3 separate regions of the Homo sapiens genome follow, and all the other regions are linked to region 2. A link is a loop called in an ENCODE intact Hi-C map of the cell type or tissue named here. Cell type or tissue: heart right ventricle. All regions are shown on one strand. Links, peaks and the distances in the headings refer to the core of each region. The heading gives the core; the rest is flanking DNA.

Region 1 (10,737 bases), core at 1,790-6,789, 53 kb before region 2:
TTTCAACAGCCCTTACTGAGTGAGGTTCAGGAAAAAGCATCGGGGTTTTAAATGAACTAATTAATCAGCAACTGTTCCATAACATCCAGTCTGCACCCTGTTCCTTTCTTGCCTGCCAGCAGTGCTCCGTGGTCAGTGGCTGTCCTCAAGTGCCCCAGTCAGCTCGGCTGAGCCCAAAGCCTCCCATCTCTGCATTCAGGGGCTCTCTTCTTCCCCCATCCATCACCAGGGACCAGTGATCTTGCCTGTCGATGCCCGGCTCTCGCTTGATGTCTCAGTTCCGGAACAGAGATGCTCCAGCTACTACCTGGGAAGGCTCTGGCCCCAAAAATATTTAGTTAGCAGCCATTCAGTTAAGTGGAATTGACTTTTTATCGGCTTTCCTCTGTACGGCTGCCACCAGCGAAGGCTGTTTCCTTCTTCCCTCTTCTCTGCCTGTCAGTTTCCTCCACATTCCTATCGGCAGCCTTTAGCTCTGATCGATACTAACCGCTGTGTAACAGCTCACGCACGACTGCTCTGGTTTGCATCGATCAGACCCTTCTTCCAACAGGTAGTCAGCTATTTGAGGCAATGACTTGAGATAAACACCTACTTTTACTTCAGGCTAATTCATTTCAGGTGGATTTCAAGGAGGCCCTGCACCCCGTCTCTTAGACAAGCTGAAATTGGAGAGTCAAGATCCACGCACTGCATGCTTGAGATCCTAGGAGACCTTTCTTCCTCTCCCGTTTTCTTTTTCTTTCCCTTGTATTTTGTAAGTGCCACTTATAAACAAGATACCAGGACTCAGGACGTTGAAAATGCCACTTCAGAAAATGTGTCGGCCATCCATCCCTCTGTCCTTTTAATGAGATGCATCCGGGACTGCAGGAAACCAAGACTGCTGCGGAGGCAGGATTGTCGCTGGGCAACCAAGCATCCTTCCAGCTGCCCCAGAAAGAATCTCACAATGTCCTGCAATCCCTGGTCTTCTCACCACCTCAGGGGGCGGTCCTTGAATCCACCCCCATCCTTGTTCCAGGCTCACAAGTGAAATTTACCAGGAGCTGATATTGCAAAATAGATTGCTATTTCGCAACTGACTGCAGTGTGTGGGAGTGGTACAACTTATTAACATGTGCACTGCAACCAAAGAACACACAAGACTGGCTGACGTACACTTTTTTTCCAACGTGTACCCTAAGTGTGGCTGAATGATACATCTAATACTATCATTCACCTATCACGTGGCTCCCAAACCTCCCATCTGTTTCTGTTTCTTCAGTCCCCGCTTGACACATCCAGTACTTCAGTCCCCAAGTCCTGTTGTGCTTCCCCTAGCAGCGCAATGCCCTTGTCTCTTCCCTCCATCTAGGCTGCTATCATCCTCATTCAAGCCCTCATCACCTAGTGCTTGGACCTCTGCAGTATCCTCTCGCTGATTGCCTGGCTTCCAGTTGCTCCCTGCTTTGTTAGTTTGGCCTTGCACACGGATAAATTTCCTGGTGCCCCGCTGTGATTGCCTTTCTCTTCTCTGAAGTCCTCAGTGGCTTCCCAGAGCCTCCCAGAATGGAGGACAAATTCCTCCACCCATCATTCTGGTCCTTGGCTCTCTCCCCATTCTCTGTCTTTCCCCATTCTCTAGCACAAACCCCATACTAGTCCCTGTGGATGACTCACTGCTTCCTCTCTGTGCATTTTTCAGCTATGTGCCTAAGAAACAAATGCTGTGTCCCACACCCTCTTTGAAATTGGTTCAAATCCTGGCTCCATTTCTTATTACTGTATGACCTTGACTGAGTTATCTAACTTCTCTTTGCCTCAATTTCTCATCTGTGAAGTGGGATAATAATGGTACGGTATTAGGGTTCTCTAGAGGGACAGAACTAATGGAATAGATATGTGTGTGTGTGTATATATATGCATATATATATACATATATACACACATATATATATATGGGAGTTTATTAAGTATTAACTCACACGATCACAGCTTCCCACAATAGGCCATCTACAGGCTGAGGAGCAAGGAGAGCCAGTCCAAGTTCCAAAACTGAAGAATTTGGAGTCCAGTGTTCGAAGGCAGGAAGCATCCAGTACAGGAGAAAGATGTACGCTGGGAGGCTAGGGAGTCTCTCTCTTCACATTTTTCTGCCTGCTTATATTCTAGCTGCACTGGCAGCTGATTAGATGGTGCCCACCCAGGTTAAGGGTGGGTCTGCCTTTCCCAGCCCATTGACTCAAATGTGAATCTCCTTCTGCAACACCCTCACAGACACACCCAGGATCAATATTTTATATCCTTCAATCCAATCAAATTGACATTCAGTATTAACCATCACAGTACCTACCCCATAAAGTGGCTATGAAGATTAAATAAATTAATGTATGTACGACATCCAGAATGGTACCTGCACATAGTAGGTTCCATGTCAATGTTTGCTCTATTATTTTCTTCATCTCTCCAAGCCACAACTCAAAGCAGACCTCCTCCATGAGTATTCTGCAGGTCACCCTAGCAAAAAAAAAAAAAAAAAAACAGCTCAATTCCTCTTCTGCCACCCACAGCTCTTGGTTTCTTCCGATAATATAATAATATTACAGCAAACAGTGACTGGGTGCTAGGTACATGATCAGGGCTTTCCTATGCATTATTGCTTTTAAATCCATGGGCTGGATACCTTCCATTTGCCCCAGATCTACTCTCTCACCTTCTCCACCTTGCTTTTTGCCACAGGAGGCTGATTTGAAGCCCAGTGGCTTCCAGTTGGGTTTGGCCAATGAGGATCACTGGCAAAAATAGGCAAGAGGAAGAAGTTAGATCAGAGTTTGTATTCTCCCAGCCCCCTCCCAGCCATGTCACTGCAGAACAGACTCATTTCTCAACACAAGGTTATGGGTCCTGTTAAGCAACCCTCTTGACCCCACCTGCTCTGTCCCCAGCTTCTCGTCACCATGCCCTGTCCTTGCTTCCCACCTGGGTGCTATCACAACCCCAGTGCGCTACACTCTCTCTTGTGTTTCCCTGAACCCTGACCACATCTTTGTAGATGTAATAGTCCCTTTATAAACTCTCCTCAAGTTATCCTAATACAGATGTGTGACCCTGGCCGACACAGTTCTCATTACAACCCTGCAAAGCATGTACTGTCACTGTTACCGTTGCTATCAAACGTGTCCAGGATTATATCTAAGTGGTGGGACTGAACCTGCCTGGCTCCAAAGCCCGCACTCTGAATCGCTCTAGGGTATGGTCTGAATGTTGAAACCTAATCCTCAATGTGATGATATCAGGAGGTGGGGACTTTGGGAAGTGATTAGGTCATAGGGGTGGAGCTCTCATGAATGAATGGAATTAGTGATCTTATAAAAGAGACCCAGAGAGCTAGCTTGCTCCTTCCACCACATGAAGGCACAGCAAGGAGACATCATCTATGAACCAGAACGCAGGCCCTCACCGGACAGCAGATCTGCCGTCCCCAGTGCCTTGATCTTGAACTTCCCAGCCTCCAGAACTGGGACAAATATATTTCTGCTGCTTAAAAGCTACCCAGTTTATGGTATTTTGTTACGGCAGCCGGAACAGGCCAAAACACACTATTATAATAGCTCTCCTATACAAGGTTGTAAAGTGGTTATTTCTACATGGATTTTCCCACCTGTGACTCAAACTGTATTAGTTGGTTGGTTGGTTGGTTTTGCCATCTGTCTTAGTCCATCTGTACTGCTATAACAAAACACCACAGACTGGGTAACTTATAAACAATAGAAATGTATTTCTCACAGTTTTAGAGCCTGAGAAGTCCAAGATCAATGTACTGGCAAATTTGGTATCTCATGAAGTCCCATTCCTCATAAATGGCATCTTCTTACTGGGTCTTCATATTGCAGAAGGGGCAAACAAGCTCCCCCAGGCCTCTTCTATAAGGGCATGAGTCCCATTCAGGAGGGCTCTACCCTCATAACCTAATCACTTCCCAAAGACTCTACCTCTTAATGCCCCTAAATTGGGGATTAGGTTTCAACATATTAATTTCCAGGTGACTCAAACATTGAGACCATAGCACCATATTTTTAAAATATCCAAAACTTAGAGACTTAAAACAACAATTGTTAATTAGCTCACCATCCTGGAGGCTGGCAGTTTGGGTTGGGCTTAGCTTGGAAGTTCTTCTGTTGAGTTCACCTGAACTTGTGTATGTGGCTACAGTCAGGTGAGGACTGTCTGAGGCCTGGTGGTCCCAGATGGTATCACTTATGTGCCTGGAACCTGGGAGGGATCCACAAGGGTGACCAGGCTATGTGTCTCCAGGATCTAGTAAGCCAGTCTAGACTTCTTCACATGATGGCTGGATTCCAAAAATAGCAAAAGAGAGCAAACCCCTCTGTGCAAGTGCTTGTCAAGCTTCTGCTTGCATTAGGTGTCCTGATGTCCCGTGAGTAGTATAACCCAGATTCAAGGGCTGGTGAAACTGACTCCACGTCTTGGTGGGAGGAGCTGCAAAATACTGTAGCCATTTTTTTTTTTTTTAATCTACCACATGGGACACTCCTTTCCGGAAAGATCTATGCCTTTGACAACTTCACATCCTGTATCCTCATAACCCAAGTCAGAAAAGCAATGTGGGGGCTGGCCCTGTGTTTTAGAGGGTGGGGAGTGTCCTCTTTATAGCTTGGTGAACATCTGACACTCTTCCTGCCTGTTACCACCAGACTGAAAATAATTCTGAAAGGGCAGTCTCTTAAAACGTAGCATGAGGGAGTGGAATTTTTTTTAATTAGGCTAGAGCAGAATTTTTAAAAGAATCTTTTCTTTTCTTCAGTTGCCTCTCCCTTGTTATACATTTTAACTCCACCCAGCGGCCGACCACATCCAGCCTGGGCTCTCCTTCTCGCTCCTCCACACCACTGTTTGCTTGGCAGCAGTGCTCAGCTCCCAGGGCCACGGAAAGCCGAAGGAGAAGTCTTGCTTCCTGCTCTCCTCACTTCGTGTTTTCTTTCCTCTGCTCCTTCTGGGGCTCACCCTTAACTGCTGACTCCTGCTCTGTGCCCATCTGGTGCCCCACTAGGAACAGGATGCTAGGAAGGGCTGGACAGTTTGTCTACAGGGAATCCCCTGATGGCCCCCCAAGTTGGTCACTGCACCCCGTGGTGGCCTAGAGACACAGCCAAAAGACTTGACCTCCAGGAAGCCGCAAGACAGAAAACAAATCCTAAAATTAGTTATATGTGGCCAGGCACAGTGGCTCACACCTGTAATCCCAGCATTTTGAGAGGCCAAGGCAGGCAGACCACTTGAGGTCCGGGTTTCGAGACCAGCCTGGCCAACATGATGAAACCCTGTCTCTACTAAAAAAAAAAAAAATACAAAAATTAGCCTGGCATGCACCTGTAGTTCCAGCTATTCAGGAGGCTGAAGCATGAGAATCGCTTGAACCCGGGAAGTGGAGGTTGCAGTGAGCCGAGATTGCGTCACTGCACTCCAGCCTGGGCTACAGAGTGAGACTCCATCTTAAAAAAAAAAGAGCAGTTGTATGTGAAATTATATTTAAAGATACTTGTGAATTTGATGTGGCTATCCATTAATTAATTTCACAAGTATGGATAGGGTACCTACCATGTGCCAGGCCCTGGAAATATAAAATATGGTTCCTGCCCCTGAGAAACTTATAGTCTTAGTGGGGAGAGAGACACACGAAGACAATATGAATTAATATTCATGAATAATAATATTCATGAAGAGAATATAATTAATATGAATAGGTTGGAGCAAAAGTAATTGCAGTTTTCACCTTCAAAAGTAATGGTGAAAACCACAATTATGGCTGGGTGCGGTGGCTCATGCCTGTAATCCCAACACTTTCGGAGGCCGAGGCAGGTGGATCACGAGGTCAGGAGATACAGACCATCCGGACTAACATGGTGAAACCCCGTCTCTACTAAAAATACAAAAAATTAGCCGGGTGTGGTGGCAGGCGCCTGTAGTCCCAGCTACTTGGGAGGCGGAGGCAGGAGAATGGCGAGAACCCAGGAGGCAGAGCTTGCAGTGAGCCGAGATCGAGCCACTGCACTCCAGCCTGGGCAACAGAGCAAGACTCCATCTCAAAAAAAAAAAAAAAGAAAGCTGCAATTAGTTCTGCGCCAGCCTAATAAGTCCTATGTAAGAACATATCATGAAAGATGTTAGAAGGCCACTGTGCCTAGCCTGAGTGATTGGGAAAACTGTTCTCAAGGAGATGCTGTCTGAAATGGTCTAGGCCAAAGATGTCCAGTAGAAACACAGTACAAGCCATGTGTGTAATTTTAAATATTCCAGTAGCCATATTTTAAAAAGTAAAAACAAACAGGTGAAAATAATCTTAATAATATATTTTATTCAACCCAATATGTCCAAAATATTACCATTTCACTATGCAATCAATGTAAAAATTATTAATGAGATATTATACATTCTTTTTATTGTGTTAAGTCTTTGAAAGCCAGTGCATATTTTATACTTACAGTACATCTCAATTTGTATGCCAAATTTTCAATTGTTAAAGTAAAATGTAGTCCTATCAAAGCAATAAAGCTGTGTTTAACAGAAACATATATTATATTGCTTTGATTTAAAATTTGTAATTTAAATTAATTGTGATGAAATAAAGTAGAAAATTCAGTTCCTCACTGGCAGTAGCCACATTTCAAGTAATCCATAGCCACGCATGGCTAGCAGCTGCCATATTGGAGAGTGGTGGCTTAAGCGGATAAATAGATGTAAAACAAAGAAAGTAGAGAGGATAGGGGCCCGGCACAGTGGCTCACACCTGTAATCCCAGCACTCTGGGAGGCCGAGGTGGGCGGATCACAAGGTCAGGATATCAAGACCATGCTGGCTAACACGGTGAAATCCCATCTCTATTAAAAATATAAAAAATTCGCCGGGCGTGGTAGCACACACCTGTGGTCCCAGCTACTCGGGAGGTTGAGGTAGGAGAATCACTTGAACCCGGGAGGTGGAGGGTGCAGTGAGCCAAGATCCTGCCACTGCACTCCAGCCTGGGCGACAGAGCGAGATTCTGTCTCAAAAAAAAAAAAAAAAAAAAAAGGTAGAGAGGATAGGGCAGAAAAACAAACAAACAAAAACAATATCAAGAAAGGCACATGAAGAAAGGTATGGGGTTTGGCCAGGCACAGTGGCTCATGCCTGGAATCCCAGAACTTTGGGAGACCAAAGTGAAAGGATCACTTGAGCCCAGGAGTTTGAGAGTAGCCTGGGCAATGGAGTGAGACCCTGTCTCTACAAAAAAATAAAAATATGAAAAATTAATGGAGCATGGTGGCATGTGCCTGTAGTCCCAGCTACTCAGGAGGCTGAAGCAGGAGGATCATTTGAGCCTCGGAGTTTGAGGCTGCAATGAGCTATGATTGCACCACTTATGTGCACTCCAGCCGGGGTGACAGAGCAAGACCCTGTCTCTAACAACAATAACAACAACAACAAAAATAGTATGGAATGTGGAACTCTAAACAGCTTAATATTACTGTGATTCAAGGGGCAGGACTAGAAATGGGAAATGAGCCAAGGGTCATGAAGGGATAGATCAGGGACAGAAAGAGCCTTGAGTGTGAAAAAAACAAACAAAAAAAACAAACATCAACTGTGTATTTCACTTAGTATGGGGGAAATTGAGCACAGAGGAACTTTCAGGAGTAGACTCCTGGCTGGAACCACTAAAACCCACTGGGAATGAATTCAGCCTCCTGGAGGCCTGGGACAGAGGCTCTGCAATTCCACATCTGGAATAAGAAAGCTCAGCCTCAAGCAAAACAAAGGTTTTTTTGTTTGTTGTAAATATCCTGGGAAACATAGCAAGCCCCTGTCCTAACAAAAAATGTAAAAATAAAAAGTATAAACCATGCAAGGTGTTGCACGCCTGTAGTCCCAGCTACTTAGGAGGCTGAAGCCAGCCACTTGAACTCAGGAATTCAAGGCTGCAGAAATATGATCACACTACTGCATTCCAGCCTGGGGGATAGAGCAAGACCCCATTTCTAAAAGACGTAAAATAAAATACATGAAGTTTATATTTCCTATGATGTAACTGTTAGAAATCAACTCAAACAGATCTCAGTAAGGATGCCTGTTGGCTCACATGGAACATGGCAAAGGTAAAGCAGGCCACACGGCTGGTTGGTCCAAGCGCTCAGGAGCATAATGAAGGGCCCAGAGCCCTCCTTCCTCTCTACCCCATCAGCCACAATGTTGCCCTCATCCTAAGGCCTGCCCTCCTTGGAGACACAGTGTGGCTGCCAGTTTAGTGCGGAGCCCCATGGTAGAAAGTGCTTCCGGGCTGAGTGTGGTGACTCACACCTGTAATCCCAGAACTTTGGGAGGCTGAGATGGAAGGATCACTTGAGCCCAGAAGTTGGAGACCAGCCTAGACAACATAGTGGGGCCCCATCTCTACAAAAATTGTTTTAAAATTTAGCTGGGCATAGTGGCATGCACCTATGGTCCCAGCTACTCAGGAGGCTGAGGCAGGAGGATCACTTGAGCACAGAAGTTTGAGGCTGCAGTGAGCCATGATCGCACCACTGCACTGCAGCCTGGGCCACAAAGTGAGACCCTGTCTCAAAAAAATAAAAATAAAAGAATTTTAAAAAGAGAGTGTTTCTGCACTGTCATTTCAAGTAGGATTCCTGAAATTTACATGATAGTACCATCCCAGGACACAGTGCCCACCCTGAAAGGAGTGACTGTAATCAGGGAAATAAAAGGTACTGCCTGGCTCAAGTTATTCAGGGCTCTCAGCTGGAATAAGCTACAAAGTCCATGGGCTGCATGGGGATGTAATTACCTGAAGGAAAATCTGGATACTGCTAAGGTGGAGGATAGTTACATGGGTGCTGGGTAGCAACCAAAAAATGTCAAGTACTGTGCACCCCTTTGGCTACTCAACATGTACTCATACCTATCTTCCACAGAAACACTCTTACAAATACCCATACCCATATAAAAATGCATGCAACTCAAATGCAAGAGCCCAGAGGCTTGTATAATTACTACATCCTGTGAAATTCCTCTTCTTGAAATTCACAGGTAACTCCTAGTGGTCCAGTGACCTGTGATTAAATAAGTTATCTACCCCCAATACACCCAATACACTGAAGAAAGAATGGGAGGTATACAATAAAAACTCTGGGAAGATGGGAAGTTGCACATGTCATATCCTAAGAACAAAAAAATAGGCCAGGCATGGTGGCTCACACCTGTAATCCCAGCACTTTGGGAGGCGGGGCAGGTAGATCACCTGAGGTGAAAAGTTCAAGACCAGCCTGGCCAACATGATGAAACCCCATCTCTACTAAAAATACAAAAATTAGGCAGGCATGGTGGCACACATCTATAATCCCAGCTATTCAGGAGGCTGAGGCACGAGAATCACTTGAACCTAGGAGTTGGAGGTTGCAGCGAGCCGAAATTGTGCCACTGCACTCTAGCCTGGGTAACAGAGTGAGACTGTCTCAACAACAACAAAAAAAACTAAGAACAAAAAATAATTAAGACCTCTGGCAATAGAAAGAATTCTTGGTATCTAATATAGACCACAGAGGGTCCTCTTTGTCCATCTGTCCTTCATGGGCATCTCTGAGGAAGGCAATGGGAACATGCATTCTCTGAGGACTGTACTGCTTTAGCAATTCACTACCTCTGGTGTGATTTTGGGGGTGTCTTAGTTAGTTCAGGCTGCCATAACAAACAACTCTAGACTGGATGGCTTATAAACAACAGAAATGTATTTCACATGGTTCTGGAGGCTGGGAAGTCCAAGATGAAGGCACCAGCAGATTTGGTTTCTGGTGAGGGCTCACTTCCTGGTTCATAGACAGTCATCTTTTCTGTGTCCTCATATGGTAGAAGGGGCAAGGGAGCTCTCTCTCAGGCCTTTTTTATAAGGGCACTAATCCTATTTGTGAGGGTTCCACCCTCATGACCTAATGACCTCCCAAAGGCCTCACCTTCAAATACCATCATATTAGGGGTTAGGATTTTAACATGTGAATTTAGGTGGGGACACATTGGGTCTATAGCAGGAGGCTAGAGATTGACCTAAAGTACACCTAACAATTTAAACAATTGCAGACTATTGTCACCCTTTCTTGCCATTTCTTTAGCAATACTCATCCCCCCAAAAACTAATAGGCTTTTCATATTTTTGCCTCTAGACAACTCCATTGGGTCGTAACCATAGTCAGAGGTTTTGTTTGATCATGTGTTTTCAACCTGGAAATTTCTACTTTCTGGCCCCAAATCTCTATGCTTCACCTGTCTACTAGTTTTCAAATTTTTTGGCCATGACCCATAATGAGAATGAATTTACTTCATGACCTAGTATACAATTATGCATGTGCATATTGGTATGTATTTATGTATAACTAAATCATAAGTTTTATTATACAACAGTATTTATGGCCACTACATGGGTTACATGCTAATAGTTTCTATTCTGTTGAAAGAGGAAGGAAGGAAAGAAGGGAAGGAGGGAAGAAGGAAGGAAAGAGGGAAGGAAAGAAGGAAAAAGAAAAGAAAAAACAAGCCAGTAACAATCCATCAAATTGAGTTTATAGTCCACTAATGTGTCATACCTAGAGTTTGAAGCACTACCTTTAGTTCAGGCCTAGTGTGTGGCCTCTTCCTTCATTTTAGCCTTTGCTTTGTAGGAAATAAAGACAATAGCCTTGGGTAGGCAGATTCTTATTTCTTCATGCC
Region 2 (10,737 bases), core at 2,823-7,822:
GACTCCATCTCAAAAAAAAAAAAAGTCTTTGATTCTTCTAGGTAGCTCTTTCTTGTATGTATTCACTTTTCTATATATTTTTAATTTATTTATATTGTATATCACTGCAAGATCATGTCTCTGACATTTAGGCTTTGCGTGTAAGGTGAGTCTGTCCTGAGCTGCCAACACTGCCTCACTGATTTGCCATGAGAGAGAGAAGTATTAGGTACTAAATCATATTTTTAAAAACATACCAACAATGAAAACTGATTGTTTTATTGTTACGCCATTCTAGCCCAGCCCACAGGCTCAGCAGTAGATATTATGTCCCCTCTCCCTCCCTCCCTCCCTTCCTCTCTTTCAAGTTGGGGATCATTCTCTTGTTGTTGCTCAGGCTGTAATGCAGTGGTGTGATCATGGCTCACTGCAGCCTCAAATTCCTGGGCTTAAGTGATCCTTCTGCCTCAGCCTCTCTAAGCACTGTGATTACAGGCATGAGCCACCACACCTGGCCTATCTTCCTTTTAGTAGGTAATAATAGAGTAATTATGCTTTAAAACAAGCAAACAAAAAGGCCGAGTGCACTAGCTCACACGTGTAATCCCAGCACTTTGGGAGACCAAGGCTGATGGACTGCTTGAGCTCAGGAGTTCAAAACCAGCCTGGGAAACATGGCAAAACCCCGTCTCTACAAAAAAAAACAAAAATTAGCTGAGTGTGGTGGCATGCACCTATAGTCTCAGCTACTTGGGAGGCTAATTAGCTACTTAGGAGGATCACTTGAGCCCAGAGGCAGAAGTTGTAGTGAACTGAGATTGTGCCACTGCACTCCAGCCTAGGTGACAGAACCTGACCCTGTCTCAAATAAAAAAGAAAAGGAAAAGAAAAGAAAAAGAAAAAAGGAAGGAAGGAAGGAATTTGGTTTAGGACTTACACTGAGTGTTTCAATGCGATCTGATCCTCCCTCCCTCCCTCCCTTCCCTCCTTCCTCGTTGGTTAAGCATGTCTGTATGCCCAGAACTATCTTCATCTTGGAATCGGCATCTGCAGTTTAGTGTCGTCATCATTGTCGTCATCATTGTCGTCATCATTGTCATTATCATTCTCATTATCCTCTCTTCCCCATGGGTACAGCACTGAGTACCAATTAGCATGGTGGGCGTTTATGGAGATGTGTACAGTGAACACTCCATATGGTGCCTATCCTTGGGGAAGCAAGCGGGTCATCCGTAACATGAATACAAATCTACTTATGAATGCATATGCATTTCCACATCATCACAGGTATTCTGTAGTGAAACAAATGGATCTTGTTGCTATTATTTTGGTTTCCGTACAGTTTTACACAAATGCAGGAAACCCACTCAGAGAGCTGAATATGAGGAGCTGGGTGAGGTCACCTCCAACATTGCGCCTGGGACAGGGTCCGCGTGAGGAAGTGAGCCTGAGCCTTCAGCTAGACTCAAAGATGGAGAAAGAACCTCCTTCGTATTATTCTCCAGATACCTCCAAAGTTGAAAGATGCCACAATAAAGGTCATATAATCCTACTGGGTTGGTTGCTTTGTATGATTCTCTCTACCCTCTCTTATATCTTTCCACCACTTGGAGTTTAGTTTGACAAAAACTGATAAGAAGTGAAGAGCACACATTCACTGACAGAGGCATCTCAAACCCACAGCTGGGAGTCGGGAACCTGTGCTTCACCTTACCCTTCCGTACTCATAATTTAGCAGTGGCTCCATAAATGATGAGATATTGAGATGATGAGAATGACATTGAGACTTTCCAGCACTAGTTTTATTTGGAATCAAAAGCCACAACAATAATTTCATTGACCAACGGAGTTATCTACCTAACGATGTCTCAAAACAGCAAGTCCAGGCCGGGCTTGGTGGCTCATGCCTGTAATCCCAGCACTTTGGGAGGCCGAGGCTGGTGGATCAGTTGAGGTTGGGAGTTTGAGACAAGCCTGGCCAACATGGTGAAACCCTGTCTTTACTAAAAATACAAAAATTAGCTGGGCATGGTGGCAGGTGCCTATAATCCCAGCTGCTTGGGAAGCTGAGGCAGGAGAATCACTTGAACCCAGGAGGTGGAGGTTGCAGTGAGCTGAGATCGTGCCCCTGCACTCCAACCTGGGCAAAAGAGTGATACTCTGTCTCAAAAAACAAAACAAACAAAATCCAGCAAGTCCTTGGCCTATGACATTTAGAAGTTTAAAATTAGAACTTGTACAAAATGTTTAAAGCCTGTAGGAAGTTCTAGATTTCCAGCATATCTGAAGAGGATTTAGATCCTGTTGATCCTGGAGAGACATATCTATGACCGACCTCTTCCACCACACCCCTCCCTGCTGTCTTTATACTTTGCTGAAGGAACAGGTCTCTAGAAGGTAGCCTCATAATAACTGGATTCTCTTCTGACTGGCTGCCAGGGCCATTTCAATGGGCATAGTACTAGAAATGTGTCTTAAGTAATAGGAGGCTGGGCACGGTAGCTCACGCCTGTAATCCTAGCACTTTGGGAGGCCGAGGCAAGCAGATTGCCAGAGCTCAGGAGTTTGAGACCAGCCTGGGCAACACAGTGAAACCTCGTCTCTACTAAAATAGAAAAAATTAGCCGGGCATTGTGGTGCATGCCTGTAATCCCAGCTACTTGAGAGGCTAAGGCAGGAGAATCGCTTAAACCCGGGAAATGGAGGTTGCAGTGAGCCGAGATTGTGCCAATGCACTCCAGTCTGGGCACAGAGTGAGACTCCGTCTCAAATAAAAAAAAAAATAGAAAAAGAAAGAAAGAAAGAAATAGGAATGCGCTGGGCACAGTGGCTCATGCCGGTAATCCCAGCACTTTGGAAGACAGAGGTGGGAGGATACTTGAAGCCAGGAGTTCGAGACCAGCCTGGGCAACATAGCAAGACCCTGTCTCTACAAAAAATTTGTAAAACAAATTAGCCTGGCATGGTGGCATGTGCCTGTAGTCCCAGCTACTCAGGAGGCTGAAGTGGGAGGACTGCTTCAGCCCAGGTGTTGGAGGCTGCAATGAGTTATGATCATGCCACTGCACTCCAGCCTGGGTGACAAAGCAAGATTCTGTCTCTAAAAACAAAGAAATAGGAATGAACCCAAACACTGAAGGCAGGTACTATATTAACATTCAGAGTCCCACCTCTAGGTCTTAGTAGGGTCTTCCAATAGGATCCTATATTTTTGATTTTCCTTTTTTTTTTTTTTTTTTGAGACGGAGTTTCACTCTTGTTGCTCAGGCTGAAGTGCAATGGCACGATCTCGGCTCACTGCAACTTCCACCCCCTGGGTTCAAGCGAGTCTCCTGCCTCAGCCTCCTGAGTAGCTGGGATTACAGGCGCCCCCACCACGCCTGGCTAAATTTTGCATTTTTAGTAGCAATGGCGTTTCACTGTGTTGGCCAGGCTGGTCTTGAACTCCTGACCTCCAGTGATCCACCTTCCTCCCAAAGTGTTGGGATTAAAGGCGTGAGCCACCCCACCTGGCCTACATTTCTGATTTTCTATCCAACCCAGTGGTGAACATACCCATCGAAGTACTCATGCCCTCCAGGTAGAATCCCACCTTTCTGAGTGCTGGGGATTATGAATTTACCCCTAAGTAATGACTACTTAATTGTCTCACTCTCATGTGACCCTTCATATCTTCTTCCATGTCCCACTTCCAAGCTAAAAGGGGTATCATCCCACTCAGAACAGCCTAGGGTGGGAGGTGGAAGCAATGGGGCCCATCAGTGTCTGCCTTGTGCCCCTTGGCCTGAGACAGCTGTTCCCTTTGATTCCCAGTGGTGTCACCCTGTGGCCTCACTACCTTGCTGTCCGCTTTCAAAGCAGTTTCCAGGCACACCCTATCTCCACCTTTCTGTGAGAATAAATAAACACTTTGAGGCTCCCATGTCTTTATTAAACATTTCCTCTAAACTGCATGCTCTGGCTCTGTGCCCACGTGCACCAAGAAAGCTGCCCAGGAGCAGCCAAACCCCAGAGCCCTGCCTGCTGGTTCTTCCTATAAATAGGCCTTTGAACAGGCAGGAGGCACCTGCATGGACTGCCACTCCTCCCCTCCTCTCTGCATCCTGGCTTTCCCAGCTCCCCGGGTCTCAGGCTGGGAGGATGCTGAGCAGCCTCCCCAGCCCCTGATAGAATGAGCAGCAGTATCGGCGGCGGCGGCGGCGGCGGCAGCAGCAGCAGCAGCAGCAGAGAAAAGACCAGGAGCGAGTTGCACGTGCTCCCTCCCTCCCTCCCTCCGCTCAAGGCCAGGAGCTGCTGGGACCTGTGGTCTGGCAGTGGGGAAGGCAGGGGAGCCTGGTCAGCAGCAGGGTGGGAAAACGTGGAATGGAGACTAGAAGAAGAGAAGCTGTACATAAATAAAGAAAGAAAGCATGTTTGACCAAACCCCCAACACCGAAATCTCGAAGCTCAGTGGAGCAGGAAATTGAATGGCTGGACTCCGCAGCCTTGCCTGGCCCTCCTCCCCCTACCCCTGGCCCAGAAGACTTTTTAGGCCTCCAGACTTTTTTTTTTTTTTTTAATTTAGAAATCTCAAATCTAGAGAGAAAGAGGAAAGGTGTTTTTAAAAGAGTGAGGGCTCAATGGCCACAGATCTGAAAAAACTGAAAAGCGGGGGGCGGGGGGGAGGGTTGGGGGGCGGGGTAGGGGAGGGAGAAAGAAAAGGGCACCCAGATGTGTGTGTGTGTGTGTGTGTGTGTGTGTGTGTGCGCGCGCGCGCGCGCGCGCGCGCAAGACGGTCTAGGAACCAGCCCGCAAGGGGAAAAGAAAACAAAGGAAAGTGTGACATGAGAAAGACAGAGAAATAAGTGGTGGAAGGCGTGAGTGGTGGGGGAGGGGACCGGGCGCTGGAGAGAGGCAGAGAGGATGGATACCGGAATGCAGGCGGCCTGGGGAGGGAGGGAGGCTCACATGTGCGAGAGAGAGAGAGAGAGAGACAATGATGTCAGCATTTCCTTCTGGATTGGTCACGTGGTCCTTGCCAGGTAAACAGACTGGAAATAGACTCCATAAAGGCAGTGCCTGCCGAGGGAGGGCGGGAGACGAATCCCGCTTCACCCTTTCCTCTCTGCTGCGTCCTCGGCAAGCAGGTTTTCACGTCTGCGACAAGGTGGTCTCAGAGTGGAATTGCATTCTTACAAGTCAAGGAATATGATTCGGAGAGGAAAAGCTATTCGCTTTTATAATTAGCTCAAGGGGTTTGGAAACATTTTGATTAAAAAAAAATAATAGAGGTGGGGACAAATGTGAATCTAAGCTCAGATGCTATGAGTGTCTTGGGCCAGGGATAGCTTATCTTTGTGTCTTCTTTGGAAGGGGCTCAGATGGATCTAGATTAAGGATGAATTGCACGGCCGCAGTTTAGAGTGAAAGGATCAGATGCAATAATTATCAACATTAGGAAACAGAAAATGCTAACAGATTCAATGAGAATACATTAAAAGAGTTTGATACAGTTCAGTGTGTGACCCTGGTGCCCCAGGAAGGAATGGAGACCCCACAACAGAAAAGAAGTTGAAAAAAGGTACAATGACTTTCAAGCAGTGTTCTTTAAAAATGGTATGAAAGGATTCTCAAGCAAAACATGGCAGGAGTTCGGGGCACTTTAAAATGGGAAAGGGACCTCTGGAAACTTTATCTGAAAGCAAACTGAATGAAGCAGGTAATTTTTCCACCTGGAAAGCTCTAGAATCCAAAATGGTAGTGGGAGGAAGAAGTGTATGGATCTTTCTTCAAATGCCTGGAAATAAGGCTTTTGCGTCCATGATGAAATATCTCATTTAGATCACTCTTCGAACAATTTTGGATTGACAGGATATACCATTATGACCAGTTATTTTCTGACCGGGTGGAAATTTGGCCAAAGCCCGTGGGAAGTGGAGTGACCAACTCAGTTTTTCAGAAATGAGTGGGTTCCTAAGATGCAGTTTTAAATGTGGGACAGTCTTAGGTAAACTGGGACCAGTTGGTCACCTTAGTGGGAAGCTAGGAGTCCTAGTCTAGTCTTCATGAATATAATGAGACAATTCACCCCTTCCCCTTCTCTACCCACCAAAAAATAAAACAAAACCACCTTTCATTCTGTTTTTCTCTCATTTCTTATTCTCTCCCTCATTTCTTTTGCTTAATCTTCCCTGATCAGTTTATAGCACTGCATGGCTAATTTGGGTGTGCACGATTCTGTAGACGGACACGTGAGCTGGCAGAATATAGCTAAACTGAACAGTTGGCTTTAGTTGCACCTGGGAAAAAGGAGGGGAAAAAACAAGTGTGCATCATTGCTTCTTCTTTTGCTTCCCCCCTGCCACCCGCTTAACATCCCTTATTGGGGGAGAGGGTGAGAGGCCAGTCAGTATGCACAAGTGTACTTTCAGCCCTCGGGTTAAAAGACAGATATTTGATACCCCTCTCTGTTAACAAAATACGTCACTCTCAAGACTCCCAGCCCAGAGTTATTTTTGCAGCATTATGTAATTGGATTGCCTAGTCAGAAGTACTTCCTTAACAAGGCTTTCAGCAACCTCTCCGTGTGGGCCTGGCCAGTCCTGCCCAGTTACACACACTCATACTTGGGCAGCATCAGTCAGAGTCAACCCAGCCGAGCACGGCGAGGAGTGATCAGCCCATACCACTGGACTGACCACCCTTCCCCCTTGTGCAGTTGCGCCCAAAGGGGTGGTCAGTACCCGCAGTGCGCATGGAGGCCAGAGTTGGTGGACGACCATCAGGTGGCCAAACCTCAATATTGGCAAAGCAGGCATCATCTTTGTTTCAAGGGAGCTGTGGAGCTGCCCCACCCACAGCCTTCCCTACCTTAGGGCCTGCAAGTGGAGCACTCAAGTGACCAGGAGTTCCCAAGGGGCCTGCCTTTGGATGTCTGTCTCTGCCTGCTCTTATTCCCTGTCTACTGGATTTCCTCATATTTTTTCATGAGCAGTTGGTCATCTGATCATCCCTTCCTGTTAGCCCTGCTGACTCACAGAAGTAAGGAACTTGTCTGAGCTTCAGACACAGTCAGAAAATTTACAAAGAAAAACAAAAAGGCCTGGTATGAACTTCCCTAGTATGGCCAGCCGAGGCTGGAAAACCAAGGGGCACACCAGGCAATTGTTACATGGGTTCCAACCCTGTAATCCTAGGATTTTGTTGATATTTCTCTATTGCATTGTCCCTTTTGGCCTTTTTCCCTTTAGTGAATAACATGGGGGACCATGCCCATCAGTGACTTGTCTCTTAGTCTTGAATCTAGCCCTGAATCCATACAAAACCAGAGCACCCTTCCGGGAATATTTTTATTTCCTGCGCCTCAGCCCATCTGCCCTACACATCTATCTTTTCTCATCCCTTGGGTCCCCTGATTCTACTGACCTTGATGAGAGGCAACTGGTGTAATAGAAATAGCTTTAAAGCCTGACAGGCCCAGGTTCAAATTCAAGCTGAGCCACTTAATAGCTGTGTGACCTTAAGTGAGTGACTTAACCTCTCTGAATCTGGTATTCCTCATCTATAAGATGGGACTAATAATACCAGTTTCCCAGGGTTGCTGGGAGAACTGAATGCAATTATTTGGAAAGTGCCTGGCAGGGAGCTAAGGCAAGGTAGGTGCTCAGCAAATGTGGGCTCTCTAGGGAGGTAGGAAAAGAGCCACCTTCCCTTGCTCCTGAGAGCTGAACTGCATTCTCTTTACCATCTATCTCCTACTGGAATATACTTTTTAGGGGTGCTAAATTGAACCTTACCATCATTTGGTGGTGGGTTGGGGGAGGGGCCCTTGGTCCGTGGAATAGAGACTCCCTTGGCTATTCCTTTGGGGGAAGCTTTCCACCTGACAATCCCCCGCCTGCCTCCTTACAGCCAGCGTCTCTCTGCAGACCCCTCCAAGGCTGGGCACTAAATTCAGTGTATTAGCCTTGGTTTTATCTGTGCCAAGCTGCAGGGGCCACTGAGTGCTCTGTGCAAAGGGACAAGGGATGAATGCAGTTTCTCCAAAGTGTCCACCTGTGTGAACCGTGCATCTTTGTTGCAAAGGTGGGTCCATTCCAACTGCACAGCAGGAACTAGTTGGGACCCACAGGGCAGGATCCCAGGGACAAACTGAGGTCTCAACCAGCCACAGGCAAAATAATGGGGGAGACCAGGAAGGAGAGGTTCCCTGAAGATGAGGGGCAGGGACAAGCCAGCACCCAGGGGCTCCTTCGCTGAAGTTCACAAATGCCAAGAGCCGTGATGTGAACTGTACCTGGAGGGGCCAGGCTGGGGTGGAGGAGCGCCCGTGGCAGCGCGCACCACTGTTCCAGTTGGCAGGAAGCCCTTCCCTGAAGACTGTAAGTTTAACCTTTAGCATTCAACTGTCGGGGCTTAAGTGTCGTTATGAGCAATTCTTCCTGCTGCAGCGTTCCCAGGCTGCGGAAAGAGGGGTCGGCTCAAATCTGCCCGCTTTCTTTTTTCTTCCCAGACAGAATGAGAGGGAGGGAGACGTGCAGCACCAAACACGCAGGCACAGGCACCCCTCCAGACGGCCCTTCGCTAACTCCACACACCCACTCCCGCCTCCTTGGCGGGCCCGGTTTCTGGTCTGCCTTGGAGGCGAGCAGGGCCCCGGGGGTTCTCCACTCCCAGCTCTTGCACCTGGGGCTGAGGGGTGCAGAGGCGCCTTCCCTCCCCAGGCCTTGGCTGGAAGGGGCTCCTGGGGACATAGGGGTCCAGCGTCCTCCTGCAGTTGGGTTCAGGGTCCCCATCTCAGTGCTCTCACCTCCGTATCCCGCGGGGCTGGGGGGAGGAGGGCGCATCTGTGGCCCTAAAGAGACTAGGCAGCCCGGCGAGAACGGCGGAAAGAGAAGGGAACCACCAGCAGTCCCGGGTGCGGAGTTAGGGTGACGGGGAGGCAGGCACGGGGCCTGGGCGGCGTGGGCCCTGGGCGCGAGGTGCGCCCCTCGCCGCGCCCTCTCCTTTCCAGACCACTGCTGGGGCGGTCCCCCGGGCCTCGTGGCTTTTCTGGGCATCCGCAGGGGCATAATGGGGTGATCGAATTGCTCCGCCCGGGCCTGTTTCCCCGCCCATCCGAGGGGCCGTTGGGCCATGCCCTACGTGCACCTGTGAGGGGCGCCTGGGTCCCAGTGCGGCGACTCTGCACTGGCCTAAGCGCCTCAGCCGGTGTCTCCGGGGAGCCGGAGGGCCCGAGGCTTCCTCCCGGGAGTCCAGAGCCCGCAGGAAAAAAAAGGGTCCCGAAATGGAGATGGGTGTGCCGGGCATTAGGGACGCGCACGCTGGCTCCGTGAACTGGGATCAGCATCTCGGGGCAACTGTCGAATTCTCAATGATAAGGTTTTGGGAACGAGAGGCGGGGAGGGAAGGGGCCTGCGCTATACAACATCCAGCGCAGAGGGACGGAAGAGCAGACACGAGAAGGGCGCGTCTCACGCCCGGGCCTGAGGAAACTGGCGTCGAATGTCCCTGCAGCCCGCTGAGCTCTGGAATTAAACAGGGAGGCGGCTGAGAGGGCGCGCCCCGAGTCCACAGGGGACCAGTGCCCTGCCCGCAGCCTTGACACAGGCTGGGCCCTAGGCCACCCCACGGGTAGCCCGGCTAGCCAGAGCCCCAGTCAGTGCGCTCCAGGCCCAGTGTGCGCCGGACTCCTGCCGGCCGTGGGGCCACGCCCTGCCCTGCACTCACCAGCCTTAACCAAGTACGGGCTCCAAATTTCGTGTCATGAGCGCACGGGAAGATCGGATTCGCATTTTTCTCTATTTCTGAGAATGGGAAACCAACGAATCGGAAATTTTTTGCCTTGGAAAAATATCTGTTCGATGTCGTTTGTTGCTTAAATTGTCTTTGGAATTTTTTTTCAACTTTATTTGAAAAAGAGAAAGTTGATGCGCTCCCCAAACCCTGTTTCTCTTTAAACCGTCCCTTTAGACGTGCAGCCGGTTATCGCAGATGTTTTCTGGGGCGAAGAGAGCAAAATGGAATGGGAGGGAGGACGAGGACTGGGAATCTCTCATTTTAAATCCCATTACTGGCTTTGGGGAGACACACACACGCACACACACACACACACACACACACACACACACACACACACCAGGAAAAGCTAGTTCGTCCCCCACTGATTTCCTTCATTTCAAAGATTTCCCTCGCCCCCTTAAATCACAAAATTATGGCGCTAGGTATTCCTCAAGAAAAAAAAAAACCCTCACGTTTATTCAGAATATGTACACGGCATAGGTTCCTTTTTACATTTCTCAGCAAAAAATAAAAGGGATGGGGGTGGTGGGTAAGAGGCACTCAATTCCCTGGCCATTAAATAAGCCATGCCTGCAAGAAATGCAAGCATGGGGTGGGGTGGGGGGATTGTTCAGCCGCGCATCCCTCCGTTATCGCACGCCTGCGTGTCTGCGTGTCAACAATGCACGTGCCACCGTGGGCACCGTCTCCCGGCGCTGGCCCAGGAGGGCTATGTGCAGATGGGAGCCAGGTCTCAGTTGCCCACTCACAGCCCTGCTCCCAAGCCCGCCGCCCGCCCATCGCAGGGTTTCCTTTTTTCCTGGCTCCGGCTGGCAAGCAAGAAGTCTCTACCATTCCCCCAAGTTATGCCCTTGGAAATCCCTAAAGCGAACACAGCCCGACCGAGGGTCTCTTGCCCTCAAGTTGTTCACTTTGTTGCGCTGTGATGAAGTTAGTTCTCTCTCTTCTTCACTCGCCCCAGGCTTTACATGTGGTGCA
Region 3 (10,737 bases), core at 4,217-9,216, 65 kb before region 2:
AAAATAAACAGGTCCTAAACCACCCTGCTCTTTGTTGCAAATCTGCTCCAGACACACAGTCAGGAAAGAGATCAAGATTACAGGCTGGGCAGTGGCTTCCAGACCTATTCTTTCTCTGCATGGGCAGACTACCTCCTGAGCCTCAGAGTCAGAATCTGAAAAACTGGAATGATAATGCCACCTACCTCAAAGGGAGGGTGGTAGGATTAAATGAGAAAATTTATTTAGCTGAGCATGATGTGATGCCTTATGTCTGTAATCCCAACGCTTTGGGAGGCAGAGGCAGGAGGATCGCTTGAGCCCAGGAGTTTGAGACCAGCCTGGGTAACACAGCAAGACCCTGTCTCAACAAAAAATTTAGAAATTAGCCCTACACGGTGGAGCACAGCTGTAGTCCCTGCTACTCGGGAGACTGAGATGGGAGTATCCCTTGAGCCCAGGAGTTCGAGGCTATAATAAACTATGATCGAGCCACTGCACTCCAGCCTGGGTGACAGAGCAAAACCCCGTCTCTGAAAAAAAAAAAAAAATTATTTAAAGAGATTAGCACAGTGCTTGGCACAAAGTGATCAGTCAAATATCAGCAACTACTTTTGTCATTCCAAATACTCTAACAATCTCAGAAAGCGTGTGAGCTTTTTTAAATGGGTAATACATTGTATATTTCAGAGTAAGACAGTTCCATGAGTTCCCACTGATACAATCTCTAAGGTATTTCACTGGTGGAGTACTTTGAATTTCTGAACCATTCACCCAGTCGGCAAACATCTATTGAAAACTACAGTATTAGGTCATAGGCGTGGTATTATATTGAATCAGAATCATTCTTGACTTTGTTCTTTCACAGCCCGACTGGGGAGGCAGAAACCTCAAGATGTAGAGTGTAAGTGGCAGCATATTACAAGATTATGCTATGGGGTGGGGTGACCAGCTGCTCTTGAGAAGGCTAGAGAGAAGTCAAAGAGAGGGGCTTCTTATCTCTTCCATCACTTGATCCTCCAAATGATGCCTTGGGGAGTGTAAAGCCAAGGTTTCTCTCCCCATTCGTGTTTTTTTGCTTGTTTGTTTGTTGTTTTTGGGACAGAGTCTTACTGTGTCACCCAGGCTGGAGTGCAGTGGCACAATCAGCTCACTGCAACCTCCACCTCCCGGGTTCAATTGATTCTCCTGCCTCAGCCTCCCAAGTAGCTGGGACTATAGGCACTTGCCACCACGTCTGGATAATTTTTGTATTTTTAGTAGACAGGGTTACGCCATGTTGGCCAGGCTGGTCTTGAACTCCTGACCTCAAGTGATCCACCCACCTCGGCCTCCCAAAGTGCTGGGATTACAAGTGTGAGCCGCCACGCCCGGCCTCCCCATTTGTTTCAGGTATGAAAAGGTTGAGACCTAGTCAGGTTAACCCTTGCCTTTGTTTGCCACTGTTAATAGTAGAACTGAAACCTTTAACCCGAACTCCAGACTTCCCTGAGAGCACTGTCTCAGCAGATCAGGATGAATCAGGTCCAATGATAGCCATTAGAGGTCCAAAAATATTCCTCTTAATGAGCACTTTGATCACAGCCAGATTATAATCCAACTCTTGAACATCCCTACACAAGATACGGATGGTTTTAGTTTCGTTTACTGAATTATTAAAAAGGTCATTTTATTTTATACCTTTTTTTTGAGACAGGGTTTCACTCTGTCTCCCAGGATGGAGTGTAGTGACATGATCATAGCTCACTGCAGCCTCAAACTTAAGCAATCCTTCCCAACTCGGCCTCCCAAGTAGCTGGGAATACAGGCACGTGCCCACCATGCCCAGCTAATTTTCAAATTATTTGTAGAGATAAGGTCTCACTATGTTGCCCAAGCTGGTCTCAAACTCGTGGCCTCAACGATTCTCCCACCGTGGCCTCCCAAGGCGCTGGGATTACAGGTGTGAGCCACCATGCCTGGCTCCATCTCACTTCTGAAAGTGAAGCACTAGGGGTTTGTGGAAGAAGCACTGAGCTGAGAGATTGAGAACCAGTACGCTAGTCTCAGCAGTACCATGGTCTCCCTCAAGTCCCATAGCCACTGATGTCTCAGGTCCTGAAACTTTTCTTCATATTCCCTACCTACCTCTGCCTTACAAAGATGATATGAGGATGAACTTGAAAGCATTGATCCAAGGAAGCACTCTGAGTGTTTAGTAGGGAGCATAAAGATTCAATGGAAAAGATTATCAAATTAGACTGTTGTAGCCTGGGAATAAAGAGTTGGAGCATCACGGCGGCAGCCAACTCCCTGTTCCCATCATGACCCAGCCAAAGCTCTTTCCCAGGATTCAATGCCTTGGGAAATTTTTGGGTTTGGAGACTTTAGGAGAACAGCGTAATGACTCACATACCATTAACCAAGGCTGTTCTTTTTTTCTCTCAAATATAGACCTAGCTTTAAGCTTTATTTTTCTGATTAAAAGATAATGTACAATATCTTGAGAAATGCAAGCAATTTATCAAAGCATAAAAATTAAAATCGCCAAAAATTCCACCACCCAGAAGTAAACACGGTTAACCTGGACTTCGTCCTATCAGATATCTCCTATGCATGCACATATACATATGTTTTATTTCGTGCCAGTGGTATCATAGTATGTATACTGTCTGCAACAATATACCATGTCAGTGGGTTATACATTTTCAATAATTTTTGATGATTTTTCATAGTTTCATTGCAATGACTGCATTGCATTCCAGTGTTGGATATACCATTGTTTATTTAACTAATTCCCTATTAATGAGCAGTGATGTTGTAAACAATGAAATGATGGACATCTTTGTGCTTAGTGAATCTGTCTCGTCTCATTAGGATAAATTTCTGTAAGGCGGAATTGCTGGAGATGCTGTCCCCTTCAACCAAATGTTGAAAGGGATTCACATGGTGCAGTGAGAGAATAAAAGGGCAATGACCAGGCAGGGCACAGTGGCTCACACCAGTAATCCCAGCCCTTTGGGAGGCCGAGGCAGGAGGATTGCGTAAGCCTAGGAGTTTGAGACCGGGCTGGGCAACACAGTGAGACTCTGTCTCTACTAAAGAGTTTTCAAAAATAAGCCAGGCATAGTGGTGCGTGCCTGTGGTCCCAGCTACTCGGGAGGCTGAGGTGGGAGGATCACTTGAGCCTGGGCAGTCCAGGCTGCAGTGAGCCATGATCATGCCACTGCACTCCAGCCTGGGTGACAGAGTGAGACCCTATCTCAAAAGTGAGACCCTATCTCAAAAAAAGAAGTAGGGGGCAATAACTAGCCAAGCTGAAGAGTCCCATCAACCCTAGTGACCTGTAACAACTGCAGGAAGACATCCACTCATCCATGGGGAGTGGAGGGTAAGAGAAGGGGAATTTTTATATCCCTGGGGTTAAGCATCATGCCTTGATATTCTGGAACCAGATGTTTGTTTTCTTTCACTCCCTGCCTCCTACTCTTCTTGCCCTGGTCTTCAGAGCCCTGGCATATCTCACAGCTCTCTCTGCAGCGGACAGATCCAGTCTTCATCCCCTGACCCTCTGACCGTCAGCGGGTAGATTCCATCTCCTCTTGAATGGATTTCCTTCCTTGTTGCTTTTCTCTATACAGGGCCCAAACGTTGATTAACTTCTTTGGGTAAAAGTAGGCACTGGGGCCAGCCAAGCAGAGAGTGGAGCTGGGTGATTACATTGCAATGTTTTAATTTGTCTTCAGACAAACTCTCATAAGCTTTCACGAGAAAATCTCCCATTAGATGTAGTCATTTAATTTAAGAACAGTTGGGAGAGGAAGATGAACTAAGATGACAGATGGAGGAATGCAGATGTATGTCTTAGAGGGACTCAGAAGCACTCTGAGGATTTGGCATCCAGTGAAACACAATGTCGGCTTCTACTGATTGTGCCCATGGACTTCAGAAGTTGTCAAGAAATCATTAGAATACAGGGATTTTCTCCGATGACAAGCAATTTTCATTATTTCCTTCTGTCGGCAAAGTCATAGCAAGATCAACTAAAGAACTGGATATTCCCCCACCCCCCAATACCCCAAATCTAGCAAATACAAAAAAAATTTTGAGTAGCCTTATAGGAAGGCAAAACAAAACAAAAGCATTATAACAAAGCTGCTGTTTGAGATAAGTTTCCTTTGGTCCTGCCACAAAGATAATTTTTTTAATTCCATGCTTTCTCTGGCTTCCTTCATACAGATTTTCTGAACATCCTAATTTGGTGTTTGTATCATTCAACATCTATTACTGTTTTAGGACCACAGTTATTATTTTAATTATAATTTAAAGCTGCCTAATATACCCGGAGGTCACTGGGCACCTAAAAGAAATAAATAAAAACAACTTGCCATTTTTAAAGGCAGCATGTTTATTTGCAAGTCCCACGAGCCACTCAACCAAGACATCATAAAACCTTCAAATAAACTAAAACGGAAACAAAATAAAATGCCCGTTCTTAATCTCCTTAGAAGGCAAGCAGGAGAAAGTTGCAGCTAGCTGAATGCTGGCATGAGAACTCTGGGGGCGATTTCATTACTGAGTTCAGGAACTGAAGTGTGTATCTCAACATCCATATTCCATATTCCAAGCTGCGGTGGGTTTACAGTCCCTGAGCCTTGATGTAAAGTTTCAGTCAATGAGAGGTCAGTATAGCAATGAATCTGGTGCAGAAAAAGAAAGGGGTAGGTGAGAGAGGCTTGCAAATGCCTACCTACTGTCTACTTTATCCAGATAGCACTGGCTAGCTCTCTGCAGTGTAGGTATCTACAAAGCAGTATCGATCTCATCAGCTCTGATATTTTAAAATGTAGAATTGCTGAAATATCAAAGTCTAGTGATTTTATATTTAGAAGGCAAAAGAAATTTCAAGACAGTTCCATAATGTTCCTACATGTGAGTTTCCATAACAGAAAACAGTAAAATCATTTTCCAATCATTTACTGCTAGCATTTTCCATGTAATCAAAGCTGTTATGGTTTGTTAAGCAACAGAATTATCTAGTAGGCAGGAGGCTTATGCTGCTCCAAGACCTGCTAGCTACACAAGTATGCAAATCACCAAGTATTGTAGAAGCTGTTAGATAAACATTGTCAGAATCTCCAGCAGAAAGCATTTCTTCCCTGCACCCCTAGAATTGTCTTATTTGATTGGTGCAAAAGTCATTGCAGTTTTGGCCATTACTTTTTTTTTTTTTTTTTTTTTTTTTGAGGCAGAGTCTTGCTCTGTCACCCAGCGTGTAGGGCAGTTGGTGCAGTCTCAGCTCACTGCAACCTCTGCCTCCTGGGTTCAAGTGATCCTCCCACCTCAGCCTCCCAAGTAGCTGGGACTACAGGCATGCACCACCATGCCTGACTAATTTTTGGTGTTTTTAGTAGAGACGAGGTTTCACCATGTTTGCCAGGCTGGTCTCGAACTCCTGACCTCAAGTGATCTGTCTGCTTTGGCCTCCCAGAGTGTTGGGATTACAGGCATGAGCCACCGCTCCCGTTGGCCATTACTTTTAATGGCAAAAACTGCAATGACTTTTGCACCAACCTAATAGATAGTTTAGAATGAAGCTCTTTGGGAACCAAAGAACTGGACTGTCAAGTTTGGGTCACCCCAAATTCCAAAAACAAGGCAGAAGAGTGATGTCCTCAGAGTGGCAAAAATGGAGTCCCCAAGATCTCCTTGTTTACTGTGGAAGACATAGGAATAAAAGAAGGACAAGAAAAAGGAAAGGAAAGGAGTTAATTGATACTCAAGGTGGCAAACTCAAGTGGCTCCATGGATTATGCAAATAATACAAATAATCACGCCTGTAATCCCAGCACTTTAGGAGGCCGAGGAGGGCGGATCACAAGTTCAGGATTTCGAGACCATCCTGACCAACATGGTTAAACCCCGTCTCTACTAAAAATACAAAAATTAGCTGGGCATGGTGGCGTGTGCCTGTAATCCCAGCTACTCAGGAGGCTGAGGCAGGGGAATTGCTTGAACCCAGGAGGTGGAGGTTGCAGTGAGCCGAGATCGCACCACTGTACTCCAGCCTGGGCGACAAAGCGAGATTCTGTCTCAAAAAAAAAAAAAAGAATATAAATAAGTGAAGTGAGCCTAGTATAAGGCAATAGGGAGAGGTAGGGACCGTGGAAACCATGCCCAGCCTAAAAGGCAGCTGCTACTCAACTTTAGTTGAAGTTTCCTAAGCCCAGTGTAACCAAGGCTTTCAATTAAGAGAAGCTGGAACTATTTTTTTTAACCTGAAATATCTCAAATTTTGATTGTTGGCAATCAATTTGATTCGAACATCCGCACATAGAATAGTGTTTTCTTTGGTATGTGAAAAGACTTCCACAGGCCACATTCAGTTCATAGGTCATAAGTTTGCAACCTCTCAGAGAAGTGAGCGATTCGGAACTAAAAATGGCAGCAGGGTCGAAAGCTTGGAATGGATAATTTACATTGAAGAGTTCTTTTATTCTCTGTCCTTGGATAAGGGACAGTCTCATCAGGCCTTTGTACTAATTCCCATCCACGAAAGAAAATAAATCCTTTTTCTCTCCCATTCTATCCAATGTCCTGGAACCTAAAATAACATTTAGTCTGCTCCATCTGTTCTTTCTGATTCTCTTTGTACATATTGAGCTGGTGAATGAACTCGGTGTGTACTGAGCTAGGCAAGGGTTTATGATCTTTTAGCCTTCTGAGATGGAGATGGATAGATGCATAGAAAGTATTCACAGAGGGCAGAAAGCTCTATTGCAAGATTTCTTGGATAAGCTATAATACAGTTTATTGGTTATTTAAGAGTATGCTTATTGATTAAAGATATTATCCTTACAACAGTCCTGGCATTTCACTTAAATATATTGGTATTCAGAGAGTGTATCAGTCTGTTTTTACTAAGTAATGATGCAGTAACAAAAAACCCCTGAGTCTCAGTGGTTTGCAACAAAGATACATTTTTGTTCAATCAACACAGGTTGATTGCATCTCCTCTCTATTTTGTCTTTATTCTGAGACCTGAGCTGAAGTTGCTGCTTGGGCCTGACTTCAAAGCATTCTCATGCTAGAAGGGAGAAGAGAAAAAATCACATGATGACTTCTAAAATTTCTGCTCAAAAGTAGCAAACATCACCTCCTCTTACATTTTATTGGCAGCCAAAGCAAGTCACATGGCCAAGTCTGATGTTGATGAGATGGGAGAAGGATAATCCTCCCATAAGGAAGGGTAATATTTGGAAACAATTAAAAAAAAATCTCCCACAGTGGGTACTGTCTCAGGGACTTAGAAATAGAGAAATAAGAACTAACAGGGAGCCAGGTGCAGTGGGGCATACCTGTAATCCCAGCACTTTGGGAGCCTGAGGCAGGAGGATCACTTGAGCCCAGGTGTTCAAGACCAGCCTGGGCAATACAGCAAGGCCCCATATCTAAAAAAAAAAAAATGTTTAGTTAGCTGGGTGTGGTGACACGTGCCTGTGGTCGCAACTGTTAGGGAGGCTGAGGCAGAAGGATCACTTGAGACCAGGACTGAGCCGTGATAACGCCACTGCATGCCAGCCTGGGCGACAGAGGAAGACTGTCTCTTAAAAAAAAAAAAAAAAAAAAAAAAAAAAAAGAGGTGGGGAGACTAACACGGAAGGTCACTAACAGCTATTGTTAGAAAAACAAAGCTAGTCCTCAAAGTCTGTTCCGATCCTGCTAGGGGCCATTGAGGTCATCTGAGTTGTGAGTGGTTAAAAGCATGGTACCTGAAGTCAGACTTGCTGGGTTCAAATCGTAGCTCTACCATTTACTATCTGTGAGACCTTGGATACATTACTCAACCCTTTTGTGCCTCAGCTTCCTCTTTTAAGCACACCTACCTCATAGGGCTACTGGGGGGATTCAACGAATGAATATTAGATATAGGCGTAGACATAGATATAGATAGACACAGAGCACTTGGAACAGTATTTGGCACATAATAAGTATCGGCTATCACTACAGCAATTATGACTGGAAAGCCATCAGTCCAAATGCATCTCAGCTACCTAGATTACTCCAGGTACGAATCCCATATTAAAATGCAGGCACTTGTGGGAGGGCTAAAACATTAAGTTCAGCTAATACTTTCTTGGGGATTACTGTGAGAGCAGCTTCTAACAGGGTATGTCCCAAGAAAGGGATCTGGAGATGGAGAAAACAGAAATTGGTGGACAGGAACCCCCAAAATACCACAAAGAAAGTACCACAAATTAGGTGGCTTCAATGACAGAAATTTATTTTCTCATAATTCTGCAGGCCAGAAGCCCAAGATCAAGGTGTTGGCAGGACTGGTTTCTTCTGAGGCCTCTCGTCTTGGCTTATAGCTGGCCATCTTCCTCCAGAGTGTTCACATGGTCTTTGCTCTATGTGTCTGTGTCCGAATCTCCTCTTCTTAAAAGGACACCAGTCTTATTGGATTAGGGTCCACCCATATGCCCTCAATTTACCCTAATGACCTCTTTTTTTTTTGAGACAGAGTCTCAAGTAATTCTCCCGCCTCAGCCTCCCGAGTAGCTGGGACTACAGGCACTCGCCACCACACCTGGCTAATTTTTGTATTTTTAGTAGAGACGGGGTTTCACCATGTTGGCCAGGCTGGTCTTGAACTCCTGACTTCAGGTGATCCACCCACCTCAGCCTCCCAAAGTGCTGGGATTACTGGCGTAAGCCACCACGCCCAGCCCCGAATTACCTCTTTAAAGGTCTTATCTCTAAATACAGTCACATTCTGGGATACTGGGGGTTATGGACATAATTCCACCGTAACACTCAGTTACACATTAGAATTCCCAAGAGATGCCCAGACCATGCCCTAGACCAAAAGCATCAGAACTTCTGTGGGTGAAATACAGGGCTCTGAACTTCTTAAAACACCCCAGGGGCCTCCCATGTGTTGCCAAGGTTGCTCATCACTGGAGCAGCTGGCCTTCCACTCAGAGCACTCTTTGGTGATCCATATTTTGCTGTGCCATGCATCTTCATGAATTTCTCCATCACGATCGGCCAAACCGACCAGGAGAAGAACACTTGCTGACGAAGACGAGAGGGAGAGATGGCCAACATCGAGCATTTGTCTTCCCTCTCCTCCTGATTGATCACTTTATACAATAATAAAACTTTTAAAAGGTTGAACCTGAACTGAGGCTGTGACTGTGACACGATTAATCAAACCCTTGAAGAATCATGTTACATTATGTGCTTCAAGCATTGATCCACTTCACTAAAAGTTGGCCTGAAATACAGCCTAGACACAGGATATGGGATCTGTAAGAAACGGCCGGGATGCTGTCAATTGCTTTGTGTCTCTGTGTGATATGTGGTCCTATAGCAGACCAGACCATGAAGCAGGACAAATTCCAATGCATCAGAGAGGACATCATCCAGTCCCCAGCTGGCCCCAAATTGCTAGGAGTGGAACTACAGAGAAGAGAGAGCTGATTACGGCGTGTTCCTGAAACCTGCTATCATAATACCTTCATCCACGAGGCTCCCAGTCTCCTTCCCTCTTCTTGAATTGATTCCAGACAATCCCAGGATCTCTGACACCATAAAGTTTTCTCCAGGGAGGCACAAGTTTGGGTCCTCTCTAAATCAAAGTTTTAAAGGACCAAGTGCATCCCCTCTCCACTCTTTTTTTTGAGACAGAGTCTTGCTCTGTCACCCAGGCTAGAGTGCAGTGATACAATCAAAGCTCACTGTAGCTTCATTCTCCTGGGCTCAAGTGATCCTCTGACATCAGCCTCCGGAGTAGCTGGGACTACAGTTGTGTGCCACCTCATGGGGCTAATTTTTAAATTTTTGTAGAGATGGGGTTTCACTATGTTGCCCAGGCTGGTCTTGAACTCCTGGCCTCAAGCAATCTTCCCACCTCGGTCTCCTAAAGCACTGGGATTACAGGTGTGAGCCACTGCACCGGACCCTCATCCCTCTTGCATCACAGGGAGGCATCAAGCCAATAATAATACCTAGCATCTCTGTGCAGTGCTTTCTAGTTAACCGAGCAGTTAAACATCCCCAAACATGTGAGCCTCACAACAGCTCCAGGAGGTAGGTGAGCCAAGATTTTTGATCCCCATTTCCCAGAAAATGCAACTTGCTGGGAAAGGAATGTGAGTTGCCGAGATCATAGAATGTGTGGTAGAACTGGAATACAGTACCTAGTTTTAGGACTCGGATCCAGTGGCTTTTCGTAACTCCCTGCTGCAGGCAACATTGGAGACCACAAAAGAAATCAGATCTTGTACTGGCCCCAGGCAAAATCAGGTAAAGGCAAAGCTCCTTTGATGCTTTCGCCCTCTCCTCTGGATATCCCTCCCACCCTGTGAGGCTCACTGTGTCAGCTCACACTTTGACTAGTATCTCTGGGTCCTAAAGTCTCTCTGTCTCTCTGTGTTCCCCTCTTAAAAGTACCCTGTCTGACTTAGCTGGTCCAGTAGGAAGAATCAGACGTGCCCTCAAAGCCCAGCTTGAGCTAGCTGAATGACCTTGGACAAGTTACATTTTGCTTTTTCATTTCCTCCTCTGTGAAATGGATTCTTACTAGAACCTACTTCCATAGGGTTGAATGAAAGATTGTATGAGTCATGTACATAAAGCACTCTGGACCATGAATTGCGTTTATTAAGTACTTCACAAAGGCAGTTGTTTTTTTTAAATGATTTATATTTAGGCATTCATTATATATAACAGGCATAGTAGCTGACCTTTTGCAGGTCCTGCTATGTAATGCTG

What was found. A loop is a pair of places that touch in the nucleus more often than their neighbours do. Peaks named below come from ENCODE experiments on the same cell type or tissue, not always from the same donor. Only the 100,000 strongest peaks of a DNase experiment are listed, where the experiment ranks them.
Region 1: it touches region 2 in a loop (2.5-fold over the local background); 3 of 110 quality-filtered maps call a loop at or near these places.
Region 3: a loop joins it to region 2, with 4 times the contacts of the local background. A loop is called at or near these places in 7 of 110 quality-filtered maps.

The regions. Positions count from the first base shown.
Region 1 is chr16:73,116,985-73,127,721 of GRCh38, reverse strand. It overlaps a transcript of ZFHX3 not described here. Among named protein-coding and RNA genes, the nearest start is that of HCCAT5, 30 kb to the right of the region's middle. RefSeq lists enhancers at 3,121-3,620, 4,488-4,697. In heart right ventricle, for the core only: a CTCF peak has its summit at 4,813; DNase peaks (open chromatin) are centred at 2,843, 4,591 and 4,961; H3K27ac peaks cover 2,951 bases.
Region 2 is chr16:73,064,926-73,075,662 of GRCh38, reverse strand. It overlaps a transcript of ZFHX3 not described here. Among named protein-coding and RNA genes, the nearest start is that of HCCAT5, 22 kb to the left of the region's middle. RefSeq lists an enhancer at 10,590-10,737. In heart right ventricle, for the core only: no CTCF peak of the experiment used is centred there; DNase peaks (open chromatin) are centred at 4,962 and 6,605; H3K4me3 peaks cover 1,484 bases; H3K27ac peaks cover 4,102 bases.
Region 3 is chr16:73,131,192-73,141,928 of GRCh38, reverse strand. It overlaps a transcript of ZFHX3 not described here. Among named protein-coding and RNA genes, the nearest start is that of HCCAT5, 44 kb to the right of the region's middle. In heart right ventricle, for the core only: no CTCF peak of the experiment used is centred there; no DNase peak of the experiment used is centred there.